Regions from separate parts of the Homo sapiens genome. Here region 1 is linked to region 2. A link is a contact called in ENCODE Hi-C data. All regions are on one chromosome and are shown on one strand. Each heading gives the region's core, a stretch centred on a gene start or an enhancer-like site at or near the end of the contact. The rest is flanking DNA. Distances are from core to core; before and after follow the strand shown. Region 1 overlaps MCUB (mitochondrial calcium uniporter dominant negative subunit beta). Region 2 holds the start of HADH (hydroxyacyl-CoA dehydrogenase).

The links. Hi-C counts contacts between places; a loop is a spot of excess contacts on that map. Pooled maps may share reads with other maps.
Region 1: a pooled map shows a loop between it and region 2 (4-fold over the local background). The contact joins the enhancer-like site here to the promoter of HADH in region 2. A Hi-C loop is called at or near these places in 5 of 50 pooled maps.

What each region holds. Positions count from the first base shown.
Region 1 is chr4:109,647,459-109,651,885 of GRCh38, reverse strand. All of the region lies in intron 1 of MCUB (mitochondrial calcium uniporter dominant negative subunit beta), which reads right to left. Among named protein-coding and RNA genes, the nearest start is that of CASP6, 54 kb to the left of the region's middle. Within about 2 kb of position 3,090, at least 4 of the 41 ENCODE cell types and tissues checked have a DNase peak (open chromatin) inside an H3K27ac peak, as active enhancers do.
Region 2 is chr4:107,986,514-107,991,246 of GRCh38, reverse strand. HADH (hydroxyacyl-CoA dehydrogenase) reads right to left here and starts at 1,358. Exons shown (of 8, transcript NM_005327.7): 1 at 1,183-1,358. The coding sequence starts at 1,314. RefSeq lists a silencer at 1,362-1,591.

The DNA.
Region 1 (4,427 bases), core at 1,841-4,340, 1.7 Mb before region 2:
GCTCAGAAAAAAATGTTGGAGCCCAGTTGGGGTAAGAAAGCCATCTCTGCAGGGGAAGGAGTGGTAGTGGAGATGAAAGACTGTCACATGCAGAAGAAAAAAATATATCAAGAATAATGGAAGTCAGATTTATCCTGTGCAAGAATGGAACTACAATTATGGAAAGGGAGTAGAATAAACCCTGTAGTGTTAGACTGAAGTACTGGTGTGAATTCATGGTTTTTAATGTGTAATAATGTAAAGAAATATAATTAAATGAAATTAAATATAAAATTTTTAAAAGATGCAAATGTTTAATGTACGTGTGTATGTAAGTATAGAAATTTTAAATTTTACATATTTATGTTTTCATACTGACATATATATGTATATGTATATTCTCTTTCTGAGAGAGCCTATGAGCAGTGGCACTTCTAATAACATCTAGCATCTAGCTCTTGGCACCAGATACTATGCTTACCTAAGAGGAAGCAAGCCTCCTTGGAGAAATGGCTATTCTAGGGCTGGGCATGGATAAGGACAAAATGAACCTAGAGCATCTTGCTGTACTAGAAAGCAAGGAAGTGCTCAATGGATGATGGAAGACTTATCAAAAGAACCCAGAAGGCAGGTCAAAGGGTGTCCCTGTGGTAAAATCTGGAACAATTTTTAGCATTAAATAATGATAGTAACAAATTATAATCCACTGAAGGAGATAGGAAACCATGAGTGTATTCTGACATAATTAACTGAATAAATTTAAAGTTTAATAAGGAATGAGATATTTACACAGTTTTAAAATGCCTTCACACAAAAGCATTAATCCCAAAGGAAAAATAATAACTTCAAAGGGAAGAAGCCTGACAGATACCATCTTAATTGATCAAAATTAATATTATCAGTAATGGGGTGAGTTGAAATCATGCAATGAGAATACATGGGACACTTTTGAGATATTCCCGACAAAGATGCTATATAATCTGAAGCAAATCACAAGGAAATACCAGACAAACCCAAACAGAGGCATTCTACAAAATAATTGTAATCTTTAAAAGAGTCAAATCATGAATGTCAAAGAATGTTGTACTGATCCAGAGTGGAGGAGACATGACAACTAAATTAAACTGTGATTCTGAACTTCTGCCAATAAAGAACATTATTGGAAAAATTGGCAAGATTTTAATGAGGTCTAAAAATTAGATGGTGGTTATGTACTAACATTAATTTTCCTATTTTGATGGTTGTTTGTCATTAAGTTGGAGAATGTTCTTATGTTTCAGGGGAACTGGCATCAAGTTTGCAATGTATTCTCAAATAGTTCAGAAACAAAATAGTCTTCCCACTGTGGTTACAACTTTCTTTATGTTATGTTTGAGACTGTTTCAAAATCACACAATTCTGAGAGACTGGTAGGCCAGGGTAAAAAAAATTAATAATTCAAAAACAATAGGTTTACAACACCAAAATTACCATATACAAAGATAAGTGATTAATAACAAGGGGTCAAATATTAAACCTTTTTTGCATGCCAGTAGGAAACTATGGTTACTTGGGAAATTGAAAATAAAAAATTTTTTAAAGCAAAGACACTCCTGTACAAGTTTTTATTTAGAAACCCCAAGAATATTGACAATCCTCAGACATGTTAGTAAAGCTTAAAAGAGAAACTACCATACCCTGTAACAACCCTTTTTAGAGGGTTATTATTAAAATTCTGAAAATCTTACACAAACCCATCATGCATGCAGAGCTGAATTTCAAGAATGACTCACCAAAACTCAGGTCTTCCTTTTAGTTTACACCTCACCTCAAACCCATCTTGAGGAGCCTACCATTCCCCCCTTGATAGGGGGATATGATAGTTTTGAATAAACAAATGGTATGAACCAAATCTGTTGCTTTTCATTTAATCCAGTTAGCCGGGCTGCTCCTCCATACCACACCTGGGTTCAGATTCCCCAAATCAGGCCCCACTTCTCAAATCTAAGGATTCTCAGGATGAGTCCTTAGATTTAAGAAGTATAATGAGTCCTAGCTGGACGCAGTGGCTCATGCGTGTAATCCGAACACTTTGGGAGGCTGAGGCAGGAAGATTATTTGAGCCCAGGGGTTCAAGACTAGCCTGGGCAACAGGGTGAAACCATATTTCTATTTTAAAAAATCATAATAAATGAGTCCCAGGCAGGAAAAATGAAATTAACTCTGTCCCTGACACAATGTGATGAAACTACAGAACCCCAGAAACAAAAAATTCTTATAATGCCTGAAAAAAAAAGAGATTGCCTACAAAGGAAAGCAATTAAATTTACATAAGGTGAATTAATAGACGGCAGAGGCAAAGGAGTATCTTCAAAGTTCTGAGGGGAAATAACAATCAACCTTGAATTCTATAGTCAGATAACCTACCATTTTGAACAAAACTGAGACTGAGCGACTAAAACATGTTTACTGAAAGCATTTTGCAGGAAAAAGGAAATCAAACACATAAGAAAACAGGATGTAAGAAAACTTACACACCACAGGATGTAAAACTAAATGAAGAGAGAAAAAAAGTGTGTACTTCCAAACCAATAGAGATAAAGGAGTATAAAAAAACATTTAGCCAAATTATGAGAAGATAAGAAAGGAGAAAGAAAATGAGCAAAGGAAAATCAGGATGAACAGAATGCACAGAATAAGGTGGTAGATAGATATCCACATTTGTCTGATATCACAATAAATGTAAACAGATTAAACTCAACAGTTAAAAGGACAGAAGTTGTTGGATTTATAACAACACAGACTGAGGGTTTAACTACTCATAGGCTTTCATTGAAGGCACTACTCAGCTGTAGTGAACAAAATGTAACACGAACAAGGAATAAGAATGCATGAGAAATTCTGAACAAGCAAATTGGTAAAATATATGCATAAAATAAATAAAAACTCCATCATTTTAAATGTTGTTTTCCGTGTCACTTAATATAGCGTACTTTTGTACTCCACAGAAACAAGAAATTCTTGTGTGAGGCAAGAAAAATGGTGCTTTTGGGGTTAGGCTGCTTTGTACTCCTCAGTTACATAGTTGTTTTGCTTTGAAGCTTGTCTTTGGGTTCATTAGTTCTACATCCTGTGGTGCATCATGATCTTTTGTAGAATCTCACACTGAGCGTCAAGCTTTAATGATTTTTTTTTTTTTTTTTGCTTCTCTGTACCAAAAAAAAAAAAAAAAATCAAACTGCTATATAGGAGCTCTCTTTTGATGAACTCTTACTTGCCTCTAGATCTATGTATCTCCCTAACAAAAACTGCATTTTGTAGCACAGACTAGAAAGTTATCTTAATATTTCAGTCTCAGGTACTACATGAATCATCACTGTGAAAATAAATTTTTTCTTCTTCTGGTCTGGACAGCCCAAGACGAGTAGTTAATCCACAAAATGACTGAAACAGAACAGAAACAGAATACGTTTGGCATTTGGCTAATACAGTACAGAAACAGAATACATACATACAATATTTGGCTAGCAGCCAACAATAACTTCCACCTACTGTAATTTCTCACCAGCTCCCTCTCAGCTAGACTGTATTTACATCCCTTCTGAGAACCAGGCATTTAAGTCAGTCATCCCTTTGGAACTGATCTCAACAGGACCACTGAAATTATATTCCTGTATAAATGCATTTTCCTCCTTCTCTCTCTCTTTCCTTCCATTTCGACAGGACATTGGTTTTGAAAGCAGATAACGAAGGACTACAACCCAGAGAAAAGATGTTAGACAATCTTCCTGTCCTACTGTCGTCTGTTAGAAAAAATATTGAAATATTTGGGTATATTGCCTTAAAAATACATTATTTATAATTAATAAACTTTTTCAACATCATTATGTGAATGCAGTTTCTTAAGATCTGTTTGTAATGGAAATACCTAGTACTTTTTCCTCTAGTTCAGATCACTTATGCCTGGAAGCCTTGTTTTACATGGTTTTCAACAGTGTGAAGCTGGTTTTAACAGCTACTATTTCCATCTGCCCAGCACCTCTTCCTTACACTGTCCCAACAGGTGCGGACACACAATTATGTGGGCCAGGTGCAGTTCTACATCCCTTTTACCATAAGGTGGTGGTTCAGCGGCACATTTAAAAGGGTGGGGGCTCCTAACTATTAATACTAGACTGTGGTCGGTTATTATGGGTGTGACCTTAGATTACTTAATCTCCATGTGGTCCCTGCATTTCAGTATTCTAGCAATTAAAATATGGTAAATAAACTGCACATGGATGTTTATAATGGCTTTGTTTATAATTGCCGAAACTTGGAAGCAGCCAATATGTTCTTCTTAGTAGATGAATGAATAAATAAACAATGGTACGTCTAAATAATGGAATATTATTCAGCACTAAAACGAAATGAGCTATCAAGCCATGAAAAGACATGGAGGAACCTTAAATGCATATTACTAAGTGAAA
Region 2 (4,733 bases), core at 109-2,608:
GGACTGAAATGCTAAGAATATAATCAGCTAGGATACGAAAACCATGGTTCTCCAATGTGAGCTGAAATGGAATAATTTTTAAAAAAAAAAAGTACAAGCATTACAGTAGCCAGGTAATCAATCACTCGCACAACTGAGCCTGAACCACAGCTCAGCAGAACAATGGAAAAGCCCTGAAGATGTACAATGGATAAAAGACTTGTTCCGGCTGGGTGCAGTGGCTAACGCCTGTAATCCCAGCACTTCGGGAGGCCAGGCGGGCGGATCACCTTTGGTCAGGAGTTCGAGATCAGCCTGACCCACAAGGTGAAACCCTGTCTCTACTAAAAATATAAAATTAGCCGGGCGGGGCGCCTGTAATCCCAGCTACTCGGGAGGCTGAGGCAGGAGAATCGCTTGAACCCGGGAGGCGGAGGTTGCAGTGAACCGAGATCGCGCCATTGCACTCCACTCCAGCCTGGGTCAAAGAGACTCCGACTCAAAAAAAAAAAAAAAAAAAAAAAGAGAGAGACTTATTCCGCTGCAGCGCCAAAATCGCAAGCTCAGAACTCTGCACAGACGGCACTATTTCAAAGGTCAAAACCAGGACCTCAGCAATCTTCCATTAGGTGACTTTACAAAGTGCTACAAAAGTCATGACTACTACTATTCTTTACAACCTAGCAAGCGAAGGAAAGACCGGGGAGAGCCGGGAGGCCGTTTAGGAGAGAAAACTACTTTGACAAAGACTGCACAATTACAGAATAAAAATCAAAAATAACTGATAGAATTAAAACTGATCGCAGTTCATGTCTTTGGCAGCAAACTCCCGTTTGAGCCGAGCAGGAACAAACGCGTTATGCCTGAACCTTGTGCACATACAATTCTTTCTTCTCTTGCACGGCCCGCTTCCAAAATGCATTCACCGCCACTCTCCATGGAACCTTCAGCGGGCCCTGGGGGCAGCCAGAATTTTCCAAACGAGGAAGCTGAGGATCGGCCCAGAACCCTGAATTTTGAGGGGAGTGAGACTTGGGCCCTCACAGGCCCAGACGCGAGATATTTCAACTACACCCGGGAGGCGCGGGGTGAAAACTCCCTGGTGTCGGGCGGGTGCAGGCCCCTCGCGGCCGGTCGCGCCAGAGCTTCCACCTCAGGGTGGGCGGCCAAGCGCGTGGGCACGCTGCAGGGAGGGCCGCTCACCTGGGCAATGCCGGCGCCCATCAGCCCGCCGCCGATGACCGTCACGTGCTTGACGATTATCTTCTTGGCCGAGGCCGAGGCGGTGGACGAGGAGGACACGGAACGCATGAACTGCCTGGTGACGAAGGCCATGGTGTGGCAGCGGCGGCGACAGCGAGGAGACCCGGGCAGGGAAGACGCGCGAGGCGGGCAGCCGCGGAAAGCCAGACTCTGGGGGCGGGGACCTACGCGGCCCTGCAGCCCGCGCGCCCCCGGCGTCCCCGTGACGCCACAAGGCGGGGGCGGGGCCTCGAGTCCCGCTCTGCCCATTGGCCCTGGCTGTAACGTCCCAGCGTTGAGCGGGTATACACGCGCGGGCTCGCAGCTGTCAGCAGCCGGAGCCCGAGTGAGCGCGGGCTTGAGACCTGCTGAGCAGCGGGACCTGGCGGCTGGCGTTCTGGTGTGGGGCCGAGAACAGACCCTTCTTCTGAAAAGCCACTGGCCCCTTGTTCTATGAAGTGAGTGGTGTTGACTCTGTAAAATGCTATCCTTTGATGACATGTGCATATCTAGGCTCTGAAGAAATATGTGCTGCTTGGCTGTGTTGGTAATGGACCCAAAATGTGCACCGTTGGTTGATGTCACCAAATAATCAACTCGGGATTATTTTAATCCCGTGGACAGTGATTGTTTCCCCTAAAAGGGAAATAAATGTAGACTGCGAACACCCAAAACAAATGTCTAGTGACCATGAGTTACAATGCAAAAATCAGGCTCAGGGAAGGTAAAGAGAGAGTTGACCTTTAGTTACCCATCTTGACGTTGGACGTCTATCAGTGCAGTGAACATGTGGACGGTTTAAGGTCATAGAGCAACCTTTCTGGAATAACGAATACTATTAGAAAGCATAGGAAAGAAATGTCTTGTCAAATAATGGAAGACTGGATAGCAGCTTGGCCAATCTTCTCACTCAGGTGAATACTTTCTAATTACTGTAACTTAGTGATATAGGATTCTTATTAATTTATTTGCTTTATGTTTAAATATTGTTAACAAAAAAACTTCAAACAAGTTTAGCAGAGTTTATCTGAGCAAAGAAAGCATGAATCATGTAGTATCCTGAGCCAGTAAAGGTTCAGAGAGCTCCAGCCCCTAACAGTGGGCAAGCCGCGTTTATAGACAATATTTTTTGCAGCCTGTAATGGGCTAAAAGCTCCGCTGCGGTGATTGGCCAAGACTTGGCCACTTGTTAGAAGAACGTACTCTCAAATTACATTGCAGTTTATTTACATATTAGGTTTGATTATGCTTTGCTAGGTAGGGAGGCAACTTTAGGCCAGATTTAATTTAATAACAGTTTCCTCCTTTGGGTCAGCCTCTCAGTTTTACGAGATTGACCAGAACCTTGTTTTGTCTCAGTATGGAAGTCACAATGTCAAATTAGTTGAGTGATTATACTTTCTTCATGTTGTTATTCTAACTGTAATAACACCATTTGGTGTACAAAGGATGGCTGCATAGAGACATTGAAGACTCTCGAGGGGACAACAACACATCAGGGAGACTATTATGGCCACGAGAAGGAGTATAGCAATAAACTGAGGTACACACCTTAACAGGAGTCTCCACAAACTGAACTGATCAAAATTAAACAATTCAAAGTTCAGGCAATAAAGATAGTTCAAAGTATTTGAGTCCAATTGGTCATGGTCTAATTTAGGGCATTATGGCGGTTAAGGACTGCTAGAAATGCTTATTTCTTGGTGCCGTAAAGAAATAGCACTTGAACATAAAATTAATTTCTTTAGCAAGGCCATTTTTACTTTCTGCGGAAAGAGTACACTCGCCAGCAGTTTTGCCACAAGAGTACACCGAACAAAGGAGGCAGGGTCATTTATAACCTGACCCGTCCACCTTACTGTTGTGACTGGTTTCCATTGGCTAGAACGGGACTTCACATTCTGTATTTGTCTTGATTGGCTAGCAACTTAGAAATTCTTAAAAGAGGCAAAGGCAGAGGAGAACAAAGGAAGGAGGAAGTAACTTGTGGAATGCTGAGAAGGGAAAAACACCTCTAAATAAGGAAGAGGAACAGGCTATGACCTAATGCCCACTTGGACCAGTATAAGCATGCCAGGGCAAATATTTAGGCTAAATTGTGGGAGCTAAGAACATAAAGTACATTGATTTCTTTATTACAGCTAGCAGATATTTAAGAATGTTAACAGGTCTTTGAATAAATTTTGCTTCTAAGAGAGGTTACTATTTATTCCTAATCAGATGAGGAGGAAAGTCTTTGAAAAGGAACCTCTACTTTACTTTTTACAAGGACCATAGTTCACTGAATGACCTGATTCAGCCTTATGGCCTGATTTAAAGAGGTATCCATTTTTGTAATTAGCCTGGTAACACAAGTTATAATAACCTGGAGAGCCACTAAAGAAGCATAAAGATTAGAAAAGTTTGGAATAGCCTAGCTTGCCTTTCACTACTCAGGATGCCTACAAACCAACCATTAGCTGCTCCCATAAATGTATCATGTGTTCCTTTCCCCTGAGAAGTTTCCTTAATATATTCAGTGGCAGTGTTTAGAGAAACAGCAGTATCTGCCACCTTTTAAATTAAGTTTTCTATAGTAGTAAAATTAGAGGAAAAATAAGTGCAACATTCAGTTTTATTCAGCACCATGCAAGAGCCCCCAGCATGAGCAAAGAGGAGATCCAAAGTTGTGTAATGTTCCATGAAGTGTGTTTGTTGAACACAAATGTTTTGATCCACTGAGAATATTTGAGTAGCTTCTACCATGTGAACCCCTAGGAGGTCTGACTGGCTACAAATTCAAGATTTTCCCCAATTTATAGATTAGTTTCAAATTCCATACAACAGGCACCCTGCTAATGCCAAGAGTGAGTTCCAGCACCTCCATTGGAACCTTTCCTCAGTAGAAACTAACTTGTCTTCATTTATTTTTAGGTTGGTGCTTACTTTGGTTATTGACTGCTTTAACCTCTGATTATGAAAGGTATTATGGGAACTTTCAGGGAAGGCTATTGGGATGTAGGAGCGAGCCAGGCCAAATAGCAAGATCTGAACCAGTGAGGAAACAACAGAGAAGGCAGGTCAGATTATCCACCAACCCAATGTAGGCCCTTGGGGGCTTGAAAAGAGGGCCACTTAGTGGTGTTTGAGCCGAGGTCAGTTAAATTTGTCCACCCACAAGTTGGCATAGCTCCTGAATAAAATCCAGTGGTGAACTTACTCTTCTGTGGTCCCTATATAGCATGTTGTAAGGGTGCAAACCACTGGATCTAGTAAAAAGACTTTGCTAGATTTAATCCAGTGAAATCACACAAGCAATTATTTGTACCCACATAGGTAGTCCCCAACGTCTTAAGTATGCAATGCCCGGAAGCACAAGATACCTTTTGCAGGCATCATTCTGATAGTTTTTTTTTTTTACTTTTATGTACAATTGACAAATAATAATTGTACATATTTATGGGGTACAGTGTGATGTCTCAATGCATGTATATGTTGAACAATGATCAAATCAGGATAATTATTAAATAATA